Linked DNA regions of Homo sapiens: region 2 is linked to region 1. Evidence: chromatin contacts called from ENCODE Hi-C or POLR2A ChIA-PET data. All regions are on one chromosome and are shown on one strand. Each heading gives the region's core, a stretch centred on a gene start or an enhancer-like site at or near the end of the contact. The rest is flanking DNA. Distances are from core to core; before and after follow the strand shown.

What was found. Hi-C counts contacts between places; a loop is a spot of excess contacts on that map. ChIA-PET counts read pairs that join two places held with the same protein, here RNA polymerase II (POLR2A). Pooled maps may share reads with other maps.
Region 2: a pooled map shows a loop between it and region 1 (5-fold over the local background). The contact joins two enhancer-like sites. A Hi-C loop is called at or near these places in 2 of 168 maps with a recorded cell type or tissue (adrenal gland and left ventricle myocardium inferior) and 4 of 50 pooled maps. POLR2A ChIA-PET finds 5 or more read pairs at or near these places in 1 of 52 experiments (MCF 10A).

The regions. Positions count from the first base shown.
Region 1 is chrX:43,746,424-43,753,416 of GRCh38, forward strand. MAOA (monoamine oxidase A) reads left to right here. Exons shown (of 15, transcript NM_000240.4): 15 at 1-394. Among named protein-coding and RNA genes, the nearest start is that of MAOA, 94 kb to the left of the region's middle. Within about 2 kb of position 3,873, at least 2 of the 41 ENCODE cell types and tissues checked have a DNase peak (open chromatin) inside an H3K27ac peak, as active enhancers do.
Region 2 is chrX:43,585,549-43,592,180 of GRCh38, forward strand. No RefSeq gene overlaps it. Among named protein-coding and RNA genes, the nearest start is that of MAOA, 67 kb to the right of the region's middle. Within about 2 kb of position 1,448, at least 2 of the 41 ENCODE cell types and tissues checked have a DNase peak (open chromatin) inside an H3K27ac peak, as active enhancers do.

The DNA of each region.
Region 1 (6,993 bases), core at 2,623-5,122:
CGTGAAGATACCATAAGCTTTTTCTCTGAACCAGAGAAATGAAAGTCAGTTTAAGAGGCTGATAGATCTTGGCCCTGTTAAGGCATCCACTTCACAGTTCTGAAGGCTGAGTCAGCCCCACTCCACAGTTAGGCCAAGAATTAGATTTTAAAACTTCATCTGTCTGTCCCAGTTAACTGTTAAATAAGGCCTCATCCTCCACTGAAGAGTATGGATTGAAGGATTGTGAACTATGTTTAGTGTGATTGTGAACTTGGTGCCTAATGTTCCATGTCTGAAGTTTGCCCCAGTGCTACACGTTGGAGTATACCTATGTGTGTGCTTTGCCACTGAAGTAAGATTTTGCCTGTATGGTACTGTTTTGTTTGTTAATAAAGTGCACTGCCACCCCCAATGCAGACTCGACTCCTGTATTTAGTTGATGGCTCTATGCAGAAAGTTCAATGGCTTCTTATAGCAGGAGGTCACAATGAGGCATTGTCCATGGAGGATAGGCTTAGGAAATTGTTTAATACCGACTGCAAATTCTCAAAGTTGAGTTTGACTCTCATGTGTTATTGAGGTTTTCTGGGAACTGATTAAACACTGAAATACTGTAGCCTGCCTAACTGGGCCACAGATGTGGATTCTGGTCCAAGTTTTCTCACCTAGTAGCTTATGATAACTTGAGCAAGTCACTTTGGTTCTCTCGGTCTCCACATCTGGAAAAGGTTGGGTTGCATTAGATGACTTCTGAGCATTCTTTTCACGGCAGCATAATGTGATCTATGCATTTTGTTGCCAGCACTGTAACTGTTTTTGCCTATTGGTATGCCAGGGGCAAAAAAATCAGTCTTTCTGTACCCTGGTTTACTCCTTGTCCTAGATTGGGTTCCCTGGAAACAGACTCTAAGATACAGAGTCAGGGCAAAAAGTTTATTGAAGACAATCCTCAGGAAATACACCTAAGAGGGTGAGGAAGGTAGGATTGGGCAGGAGAGTCGACCTACAATGCAGTTGCAACTACAGGTTCTAATGAGGAGCTAGGAAGACCCTTCAGAAGTATCCCTCATTGAGACAAGGAGGTCTGGACTCTGTGACCCTTCATCAGCCTCCCCCTGAGAGAGGGTGTTACCTTGAGTAAGGCAGGTTCAAGGACAATTTCTAGTGAGGAACTGTAGCTGGGATCTTCGACCAGCCTGTATTCCCTGCAGATCCAGGGTGGAGCACTGCATTATCTACTTTATTCTCATAGAAAGTTGCCTTGTCATGTAAAAGACATTGTGGACTTGAGCTTTGGCTTTATAGATAGAATGGAGCTCTCGCTGTGAACCTATCCCTGTTAGGTAAGGGAACTTCCTTTAGAGGGTTGTATTTCTGCACTATTCTTTACATGGAAGAAAAAAAAATCAGAATTGGAAGGAACCCTGGAAATAATTCAATCTCTGTCTCAATGAATGAGCCCCATCTACAGAAAACTAACAGAAAGATCAAAGGGAAAAATAAGCATTTCTAAAGAGGAGTCCTAAATTCAATGTCTTCAGGAGTTGGGCAGCTAAAAACGAACAGCAGCAGACATAAGACATTTGGGAATACTGAGGACTGGCTGACCTAGGAAGTATGTGCCCTTCTAAAGAGCATTTATATTCAAATTCCTTGAAAAGATTGCTGATCAATTAAAACACATTTGGGGTGGGTGCAGTGGCTCACACCTCTAATCCCAGCACTTTGGGAGGCCGAGGCAGGTGGATTATTTGAGGTAAGGAGTTCAAGACCAGCCTGACCAACATGGTGAAATCCTGTCTCTACTAAAAATACAAAAATTAGCCCAGCGTGGTGGTGCATGCCTGTAATCCCAACTACTTGGGAGGCTGAGACAGGAGAATCACTTGAACCTGGGAGGCAGAGGTTGCAGTGAGCCGAGATCGCGCCATTGCACTCCAGCCTGGATGACAAGAGCAAAACTCTGTCTCAAAAAATAAAAGGCCGGGCACGGTGGCTCACGCCTGTAATCCCAGCACTTTGGGAGGCCAAGGCGGGCGGATCACGAGGTCAAGAGATCGAGACCATCCTGGCCAACATGGTGAAACCCCGTCTCTACTAAAAATACAAAAATTAGCTGGGCGTGGTGGCAAGTGCCTGTAGTCCCAGCTATTCAGGAAGCTGAGGCAGGAGAATCGCTTGAACTAGGGAGGCGGAGGTTGCAGTGAGCCAAGATCGTGCCACTGCACTCCAGCCCTGGTGACGGAGTGAGACTCTGTCTCAAAAAAAATAAAAAAATAAAAATAAATAAAATAAATAAAAATAAAATAAAATAAAAAATAAAACACATTTGAAGGCTTGGTTCACATGTCCAAGTTGTCTTCAAGTCCTTGATAAAGAAGTGCAAGGTTTGGTTTTGCATCACTTAAATGATGTATTTTCCATCACTTACAAGTTCTTTTTGGATGTCTGATTTTCTGAGAAATAAGCACAAAGATCAGCAACCACTTTGTAAAACTACCTGGAGTGAGTAGGAGAGGCCTGGGTTGGAATGGCAAAAAAGAAAAACAAAGACAGAAAAAAGTCTTCTTAGACCAGAAATCTCCCTTAAGAAATTACCCTTCCCCAGCCCAGCATACCGTGGCAGTGTTTATCTCCTGCTATGTGAATGTCACGATTGACGAGAGCAGTGTCAGACTTTATTGGAAAAACCACATATTTGCAGTGAGATAGAAATCACCGCTCTTCTATTAACATTTATTCTGTGCTATGATATAATTTCAGCAAACAGGACATCAACATTGAGTGTATTAATTTTTTCAAACTATACTCCTTGCTTTACACTGAGGTGGTGGTAAATGTGCAAGGCATGCCCCTTAGCCTAAGGAAGCTGACTGAGACATTAGAGGAAGAGGATGAAAACAAAGGAAGGTACTAGGTAATAGTAACAGTTCTCTTTCCTCTATCAGAGCCCAGGGCTTGGCTCTCTTCCTTGATCAAGGCCATTCTTTTCAGAGTTTGAAGGCAAAAGCAGGTCTCAAAGTGACAGTAGATGTGAACTGGTTGTCTCAGCCTGGAGCCAAGTTTCTGAAAAGCAGCTTTGGAAGCCTCATGTGAAAAAGCTGGCTTGAGGAAACTTGCCATTCATTCAAGGTGGGCTGTGGGCCCTTCAAGTAAGACCTCCCCTTAATGCACGTGTGATCCATCAAAGGCTACTATTTATTTACACTCCAAACAGTAACACCTCAATGGGAACCAGGTTTTCCTATTAATGGGCCTCATATATTTTCCACAAACCACCGAGGTCTATGGGTGAAATAGAGTGGAGGAAAGAGGTGTGGGTGTGTGCTGGGGGATGGGGAGGTAGGGACAGGGAAAGAGACGAAGATTGGCGGGGGTGGGGTGCTTAAAGGTCCACAGAGTAGTGCAGTAATGAGAATCTTGATGGATTGATATAGGGCACCCCTGCACCTTGTGTCATTTACTTTTTACATGCCCCTAGATAAGTACTGTGGCTTGAAGTACCTGTCTTACAGAATTGATGGGAAAACAGAGATAATGCAGGTAACGGCTTAATGCAGCAAGCACTCAGTAGGCATCAGCTCTTCTCCATCAACCTTTTAGAATAGCAGAAAGGAAGCACTGCTTAAGTTTTGCGAGCAGTTATTACCTTGAATTTCTTACAATCATTCAACACCTACTTATTGAGCACCTACTATGTGGTAGGTAGGCACCATGCTGTGATTCAGCAGTGTACAAGACACAGCCCACCTCATGGAGCACACAGTTGATTGTAGATACTGTGGAACACATTAATTGTGGCTCTGGTCAGTGCTATTACAGAAAAGCATGAGGTGCTAGGAATGCAGGGGAAGCACGATTTAAGAGGAAGTTACCAGAATCCTCAGGCCTCCATAAGCATCACTGTGTGGCAAGAGACTAAGGACACCACATAGTGAGACAGGAAGTAAAAAATAGAAATGGCATGACTAAATGGTAAAGAAAACCACATCTGCAACTAATAAGTGCTGACTGTTAAGTCCTATTTGTCCCATTGACCGTAGTTCACCCCATCAGTCTTTTACTGTTCCCCTGTCTGCCCAGCCCTTCTCTGCACTTGGAGCTCTTTAACGACTGTGATTGACTATCTTCCAGCACCTGTGCTAGGGGGCGGCCCCAATTTGTTTTAAAAGAGTGCCATCTTCTGGCCAATTAGTGTTGTTTCCTTCTAGTGGAAATCCTAAAGTATTCAAGACAGCCTCGCTCTTGGGGAAACTAAGAAGCGTCACCTCCACCCAGAATTTCCTCCAACACATTTGCCTGCACTCTCTTACTTTGTTTTCAGTTGTGACATGGATCAATATTGATATCTAATATTTGCAGCCTTTCCTCTGCCCTAATCTCTCAGGAAGGTTTTTTGTTAGAACTTCTTGGTTTTTCAGCCTCTGTTGTGTGCATCTGGGTAATGGGTGAAAAGAACATCGATGGGAGATGAGACAGGTGGAATTGCTTTCACCTTAGAAAGGGCAGGGAAGTAATCTGGGGAAAGCAGGAGAAGGGAGCTGGGGAGAGGAGAAAGTTTCAGAAAGGCAACTTGGGGCTGTGGAGGAGTGCAGCTGGACAGAAGAAGGGGTTTTCTCTTTCGATTTTATTTTAAGTTCTGGGATACATGTGCAGAACATGAAGGTTTGTTGCATAGATATACATGTGCCATGGTGGTTTGCTGCACCTATCAACCCGTCATCTAGGTCTTAAGCCCTGCATGCATTAGGTATTTGTCCTAATGCTCTCCGTCCTCTTGCCCCCTCAGGCCCTGGTGTGTGATGTTCCTCTCCCTGTGTCCATGTGTTCTCATTGTTCAACTCCCACTTATGAGTGAGAACATGCAGTGTTTGGTTTTCTGTTCCTGCGTTAGTTTGCTGAGAATGATGGGAGAAGAAGGGGCTTTCAAAAGCTGTTTTGACAACCTAAGGAGATGGAAGGAAAGAAGGAAAGAAGGAAGGAAGGAAGCTTCCTAAGTTTGGCTAGGAGTTTTGTGGTATAGTAAATATTTACATTACTTTTAAGATTTGGGCGTCAAAATTGTGTTTCTTTTAGGCACTGTATAGTGCTTGGACCACCTTAGAGGTCCTCAGAGCACCCTAGATTATTTGGGGCTGTACAAATTCAGAAAACATACACCTAATAGTGGCTGGCATCTGGAATGGTACATAAGTGTCCCGTGGGTTCACTATATGGGATTTCAGTGGAACTAAACCTTGGCAACTCTGTCTTCAGCAAGATCAACATCTAAGCTGGTAAACTGTGTACCCCATGCCAGACATACACTAAATATGTAATACATCTGGCAGTGAATTAGGTTTACATTAAGAAAATGAGCAAAGGAGGTCTGTTTGCCTGGTGTCGTGTATTCATCTGGCTACTATAGACTATTCTATCACATCAACTAGCAAACATGGAAGATGCAGGTATGAGGTCCCTAGATGAGTCCAATGAGGCAGCTGGTATTAGATGGGCCTTATATTTAGACTGTGTAGAGCTGGCTGGAGGATACATCTGAAAGGTAAGTCCACTGAGAGATGGGGCCAGTTCAGACAGGCCAAAGGGAGTGAGGGTAAGTCAGCTTCTCCCTCAAGCAGCCTGACCACCTTTGCTATATCAGCCATTTTAATTTTGTTGGCTGTATTAATGTCCTATTGCCCCTGTAGCAAAATGGCACAAGCTTAGTAGCTTAAAACAACACAAGCTTATTATTTTACAGTTCTGGAAGTCAAAAGTTCAAAATGAGTCTTACAGGGCTAAAATCAAGGTGTTAGCAGGAATGGTTCCTTCTGGAAGCTCCAAGGGAGAACTCATTCCTTGCCTCTTTCTGTTTCCAAAGGCTGCTAGCATTCCTTGGCTTGTGGCTGCATCACTCCAATCTCTTGTTTCCATGGATGCACCATCTCCTCCTCACTTTGAGCCTCCTGCCTCCCTCTTAAGAGAACCTTTGTGAGTACATTGGGCCCATGAGGATTATCTCCCTATTTTATAATCCTTAATCACATCTGCAAAGTCCCTTTGCCATGTAAGGTAACATATTCATTTGCCCCAGAGTTAGGACGTGAACATCTTCAGCCAGGCTATTGTCTAGCCTACCATATGGGCCTCAATATTTTTGAAAACCAAGAGTTAAATGCCACAATTGGTCTGTCCTTAAATCCCTGCTGTTCCAGGCACCTGAATTTGGAGCAGCAAGTAGAACTTTTAATGATTTAAAACCACATGGCTCTGCCCTGCTTCCACCAATGCCTACCCTCTTCCCTATCACACACACACCCCAATATAGCTTCTATCCAGCTTTGTCTTCTACAAAGCCTGAAAAGGCTTGCATCTGGGATCCTGAGAAGCAAATGTATTTGTCTTACATAAGCACGAAACTAGATTCCAAGTTTGTACCTTTAATAAACGACAGAAGAGAAATTTCTATTCTTTAACCCCAATAACTGAATTTCTTTCAGACTCTGCACACAACTGAATACTGGACTTTCACATGAACCTGCTCAGGCATCCCTTTAGATGGCCAAGCCCCAAAGCAAGAGTATCCTACCAGGCACTTGCCAACCATTGACTTCCCAAAAGATCATCAGAAAACATGTCAATCAAGAAAAGCTAAGTTTATCAGACACATTGCATAAGGAAGAACATCGCATTGACAGTCTTACTAGTGTCTCAAAGTGGAAAAATTGGGGGAGGGTTCACAGGGTTTTCAATTTGGGGGTTGTTTTTAAGGCAGATCTTGCAAGGCAAAAAACTGGTTGGAATTGGAAAAGTTTATGATAGAGTAGTTGTGGATTGGTAGGCAAAGTAAAGTGGTGTCTTAAAGCAAGTCTTGATGAGCAAGCTGTTAGTCTTGATAAATAATCTATTTGTGTTACTTCAAAGCTTTGTATTCCAGGAGCAAGTATTTCCTGGGACAAGTAGCCAAGTTATTTTGACTGGTTCAGTATTGTTTAGCTTAGGGACAGGAAAGTCTGTTGGTTTCAGCTTCCT
Region 2 (6,632 bases), core at 198-2,697, 160 kb before region 1:
TTAAACACTGAAATAAATGTGAGCCATACATAGAAAGATTAACAAAAACAAGGTAATTATTTACCTGCTTATTCCAGTTTGGAATCAGTTGACCAGAGCCTGTCCTGGCAGCTGAAGGCACCAGGGAGGAACTCACTGTAGACAGGATGCCATCCCATCACAGGGCACACTCATATACACACCCACTCACACTGAAACCATGTAGACACACCAATTCACTTCACATGCACAGCTTTGGGATGTGGAAGGAAACTGAAGTCCCTGGAGAAAACCCATGCGCACATGGGAAGAATGTGCAGGCTCCACACAGACAGTGGCCCTGGCTGAGAATCAGTGATTGTCATCAACATTAAAACAAAATAATGTTGAATGAAATGACATTATTTGAGGACCTACTGCACATGGAGTGAGGGAGATTGGGACCCAGCCCAATGGCTGCTCAACCTCTAAATAAGTAGATTTTAGAATGGCTGCTTCTAAATAAGTAGATTTGAGAATGGCTAAAGTTCAGCTACCTTCCCCTCTCCACACACATTTGCACCTACCTCCACTGAACAGGAGATGGGGAACTGCAACCAGCTATGTTCATGCTAGCACTTATAGCGGGGGCATGCCATGCTGCAGGGGTTGCTATACCATGGCACCCAAGGCTCAGAAAGCTTTTGCCCCTGCTGCTAGGAAGCACCTGGCCCAGTAGACATTGACCAGCAAGGCCCTACATTGTATCTCCCATCCTCATGCTCTCATTTCATCCTTCTGAGAAGTGTGGATGAGTAAACCTGTCTCCAAGCCAACATGATGGGTAATTCAAGAGAATGAGCATATTTGTGAATCAAACCTTGGTCCAACAGGCCAGCAGCAACCATAAGCCACTTGTTGATGGATAGCCCCTGCTGAGGGGAGGGCAATATCCCACATGACCACTCCTGTGTAGCTACCCATGGATAAGCAAAATTTTGTTTTACTTTACTGAGACTTTGGCATTAGGATCCTTCCAGCTATTAACCTCATCAGCATTACTACAAGATCCACCCATTATTTTCGCAGTTTTGCCACCAGACCTGTCTATGTGTCCCACAGTGTCCTGTTCCTCATATTCAGGACTCCAAGTGCTCTATCTCTACAAATACTTCAAACACAGGGACAAGGGAGTTGCCTCTACACTTTATATAACAGCACAACTAGCCTGGATCCCGGCAGCTATAGCAAAAGGAGACTCACTTTGGGAAGCCAAACAGATTGAGTTTGTTGACAGTAACTTGCAGCAGGGGCTATTCCAGGGCTTGGCTAATGGAGATTCAATCTCTGCCACATGACTGAGATCAGAGTGTTGCCCATCCCTTAATTGCTCTTGATCCTTCAAATCTGGAGGTCACAGATCTTCAGTAAATTATACCTCTGTGATAACCCCAGCCTTGCCAGCCCTCAGGAAGGACGTTCACCTGTTACTAAAACTGAGGAAAACAATATGGCTTGGGCAATAAATGAATGCCCACCCACAGCAAGGACAAAATCCAAGGTTACAGATGCAGTTAGAGCAGTTTACCTGGGCGTTATCTTCCTGAGACTCTGCTCCAAGAGGCTTGTGTAAAATAGCATGTAGGTGTTTAAGAGGTAGAGGAAGTCACTTGTGGGAAAAAATTGAAAGTCTGAATCAAGGTTTTTTAGAATGACTTAAAGAATGAATAGGAAAAGTAGTTACGTTTTTTAGTTTGTTTGCAGACATAAGATGAGAAATAACACAGAACAGAGAGAAAACCAAAGGAATTGCCAACAGTAATCTTTAGCTTTTTAGCAGTCACAGGCATGGAGCCCTAGCAGTGTGTGGCCAAGGAAAGGCTTTATATCGTGAGTGAAGCTGTCCTTCCAAAGTTTAACTCATTTCGTTACTTAAGATCCTTACCAGGTTATAGCCAATACTGAGAAGTTTGTTGGAGAATGCCATTTCCCAAATAAACCTACGTCAAGATGTATTAGAACTTTTTTTTTTTTTTTGAGACAGAGACTCGCTCTGTCACCCAGGCTGGAGTGCAGTGACGTGATCTTGGCTCACTGCAACCTCTGCCTCTTGGGCACAAGCAATTCTCCTGCCTCAGCCTCCTGAGTAGCTGGGACTACAGGCGTGTGCCACCATGCCCAGCTAATTTTTTTATTTTTAGTAGAGATGGGGTTTCACCATGTTGGCCAGGCTAGTCTACGAACTCCTGACCTCAAGTGATCCACCTGCCTCTGCCTCCCAAAGTGCTGGGATTACAGGTGTGAGCCACCACGCCTGGCCAGAACTTCTTCCTCATTCATAGCTGGGAGATTAAACCAGTTGTGCAGGAGGACAGGCAACTTAGAAAGCAACCTGAAACAGCAACATCCAACAGACTCAGGTCTCTTTCCCTGAGAAAGATTCTTAAACTGGTGCTTTCTGAATGAATTTTTTTTTTTCTGGAAAACCAACTAACCTATTGACCACCAATCTTAGCTCAACAGGCTAAAACCACCAAGGACAAACCTATAGTTCAACAAGGTCAGGTTTATTGACCCATTGCAATAAGGAAGACTGGACAACAGAGGAGTGTTAGAGAGCAACTCTCCCCAAAGGACAAGGTGGTTATTTGAGGGTTTGAGAGAAGACAGTATAGGTAAGTAATGGGCTCAAGGAAAAGCAGACCAATGTGTAAGGGAGTCAGCATCAAAACCAGTCTGCAAAGTAGTCACAAGCTCCTGTGTCCTTGAAGATTACAAAGTTAAGATAGATGTGGAACACTGTATTCTGTAACCACTTTTCTGCACCTGGGTTAAAATGCCAGGCTGATTCTCTCTGTCACAGCAACTCAGAAACTCTAGGCAAGAGTGGGTGATTGGTTTTTTGTTCTTGCGATAGTTTACTGAGAATGATGGTTTCCAATTTCATCCATGTCCCTACAAAGGACATGAACTCATCATTTTTTATGGCTGCATAGTATTCCATGGTGTATATGTGCCACATTTTCTTAATCCAGTCTATCATTGTTGGGCATTTGGGTTGGTTCCAAGTCTTTGCTATTGTGAATAGTGCCGCAATAAACATACGTGTGCATGTGTCTTTATAGCAGCATGATTTATAGTCCTTTGGGTATATACCCAGTAATGGGATGGCTGGGTCAAATGGTATTTCTAGTTCTAGATCCCTGAGGAATCGCCACACTGACTTCCACAATGGTTGAACTAGTTTACAGTCCCACCAACAGTGTAAAAGTGTTCCTATTTCTCCACATCCTCTCCAGCACCTGTTGTTTCCTGACTTTTTAATGATTGCCATTCTAACTGGTGTGAGATGATATCTCATAGTGGTTTTGATTTGCATTTCTCTGATGGCCAGTGATGATGAGCATTTCTTCATGTGTTTTTTGGCTGCATAAATGTCTTCTTTTGAGAAGTGTCTGTTCATGTCCTTCGCCCACTTTTTGATGGGGTTGTTTGTTTTTTTCTTGTAAATTTGTTTGAGTACACCGCATATTCTCACTCATAGGTGGGAATTGAACAATGAGATCACATGGACACAGGAAGGGGAATATCACACTCTGGGGACTGTGGTGGGGTCGGGGGAGGGGGGAGGGATAGCATTGGGAGATATACCTAATGCTAGATGACACGTTAGTGGGTGCAGCGCACCAGCATGGCACATGTATACATATGTAACTAACCTGCACAATGTGCACATGTACCCTAAAACTTAGAGTATAATAACAAAAAAAAAACATTAAAAAAAAAAAAAAAAAAACTAAAAGGTCTTTGATGTCATTCCCCCAACACACACATATCCAAAGAAAAAAGTAAGGGGTCAAATATATAATATCATGTTCAAAATAAATTACTGTTATTATTGTTAAAAAAAAAAAAAAGAGTGGGTGATTTAATGTTACTCTTCTAATTTTAAACACTTAAGTTTCTGATAGTCTATGATTTTGGAGAACACATTTCTCAGTAAAAACACAATAGTTAAAGAAGGAGGTGCTTATGACATATACAGCTGCAGTGACCTGAAAACATATTCCTTCCTGATAATGTACAGCTGGCTTTATTTGTATCGGTGATTGTACCAACTTGATGAATAGCAAGGCAGATTTTTACCTTCTGAATGTAAGCTAATTTTTACTATATCACATTCAAGCAGGGCCTTTCCAGTGCTCCTCATTTGTTTGCCAAATGTTTTTAAAAAAATGAAGTATTTGCCAACTCTCATTAGGTCTAAGTTCTAACAGTACTGCAAGCAGGAAAACCTGAGGTCGTTAGTGCTTTGCAAATGAGGAAACCCAGGATAAAAAGCTTACTTGAGTCCTAACCGTATTGGAAAGGCAAACTCATATGTAAACAAAAGTTACACTAGGGAAAAGTTATAAAGGTAACTGATTGAGCAAGAGTCTAGAAAAGGGAGGGGTAGTCAGAATAGAACAGAACTAGATGTTCTAGTTATATTACAACAGAAAAACCTTTCCAGTGAAAACAACTGGAGTTAAAATAGTTAACCCTTTGCTGACAATGAGAAGCCCTTTATTATTGCCTCTTTCTCGGTTTCATTAAACAAAGAAAGCTCCACACTGTTAGATTAATTTTGGCCAAATGATTTCAGAGCCAAAGACAAACAACATTTAAAAGTCCCTGACATTGAAATATGATTAAAATGTGAGACCATTTCTAGAGAGGAGTTAGCACACAAAGACTCCCCGGAACATGAAGGGCAGTGCTGATGTAACTTAGGCTGGTTTTGAGTTAATACCAAAAACTTGCTTGGCTAGAAAAAAATAAGCAGTCTCATTTCAACTTGGCCACTTACTAACTCTGTATCCTTGAGAAATTGCACATCTAAAGCTTCAGTTATTTAAGCCATAGAGCACAGATCACTCACTGATGAGTGATAATCAGACCACAGATGCTTAACAACGAAGTGAGAACAAAAATGGGAAAACTGTGAGATATGAAGCACTGTACCATGTAAAATATTATTGCTGATGAGCCAAGATTCTGGTCTATTTGAGGCAAGTGTTAAATCCAAGAAGAAAGCCAGGGAACACCAATTTCAAGATAAGTCCTACTATGACAGAAATAATCCAGTGGTGGACCCCTAAAATTTCCCTCTTAGCTCTCTGAGTACATAGTAGGAAATCACTTTTAGAAGTTTTTAGGGTGTTTTCTGAAAAATCCTCTTGATTAAGCTCACAGCTCCAACACTTTAAATTAATTGTACTCAGAAGAGAATTGGCATATGAGGGAACAAAAAACAGAAGCCAACAAGAATGTAAAGCCTTGTGCTATGGTTGCCTCATACAGTGATAGTCTCTAAAAAACAAAGTACCTCAAAGAAAATTGTAATGTCTTGTTTCTCATCTGGCCCAAGTGGTTGTGTTAGTCAAGCAGAGCTGTCTAGTTTATTTACTTATTTATTTATTTTTTGAGATGGAGTCTCATTCTGTCACCCAGGCTGGAGTGCAGTGGCGCAATCTCGGCTCATTGCAACCTCTGCCTCCCAGGTTCCAGCGATTCTCCTGCCTCAGCCTCCTGAGTAGCTGGGACTACAGGTCCCCGCCACCAGGCCCAGCTAATTTTTGAATTTTTAGTAGAGACAGGGTTTCACCATGTTGGCCAGGCTGGTCTCCAACTCCTGACCTCAGTTGATCTGCACATCTCGGCCTCCCAAAGTGCTGGGATTACAGGCATGAGCCACCACGCCCGGCTGGGAGAACTGTGTAGTTTAGAACTGAACGGCAAATATCAGAGTTAGATGTAGAAACTTAATCTCATTTAAGAATAAAATAGTGGCCGGGCGCGGTGGCTCACGCTTGTAATCCCAGCACTTTGGGAGGCCGAGGCGGGCGGATCACGAGGTCAGGAGATCGAGACCATCCTGGCTAACACGGTGAAACCCCGTCTCTACTAAAAATACAAAAAAAATAGCCGGGCGTGATGGTGGGCGCCTGTAGTCCCAGCTACTCGGGAGGCTGAGGCAGGAGAATGGCGTGAACCCGGGAGGCGGAGCTTGCAGTGAGCCGAGATTGCGCCACTGCACTCCCGCCTGGGCCACAGAGCGAGACTCCGTCTCAAAAAAAAAAAAAAAAAAAAAAAAAAGAATAAAATAGTTTGGAGTAAGATAAAGCAAAAAGCATTTAAGTGTTCTTTCTGCTAAATTATTCTACTAGTACTTTCTTCCAGTTATTTGCTACAATTTCCATGCATTGACTATACTGCAAAATTCACGTGTTTCATCTTGACCAAGGACAAAGTAAAATCAGCTCTTTGCTCTCACAGTTAACAAACCACTTGTTACTCAACCGGACTGTCAAGAGTTGTCAAGAAATGAAAACAGCAAACTAGAAAAAGGCTAACTAGAGGAAGAACTATTGTGCCTAATGAAAAGATCAAAGCAATTGAGAATGAAGGAGCACCTACCTTTATGACATTCAGAAAACATAAATGGTGTTTGGCTACCCTCTTTATATAAACTGACCTTCTGACTGGCTGGTTGAATACTGACTCACTTTTGACCTTATCAAACAGGTGCTCCCTTTTAATTTTTGTTCTGTGTGTCTGTGTGTGTGTGTGTGTGTGTGTGTGTGTGTGTGTGGTGGTGGTGGTGTTGTTGTTGTTGCTGTTGTTTTTTTGAG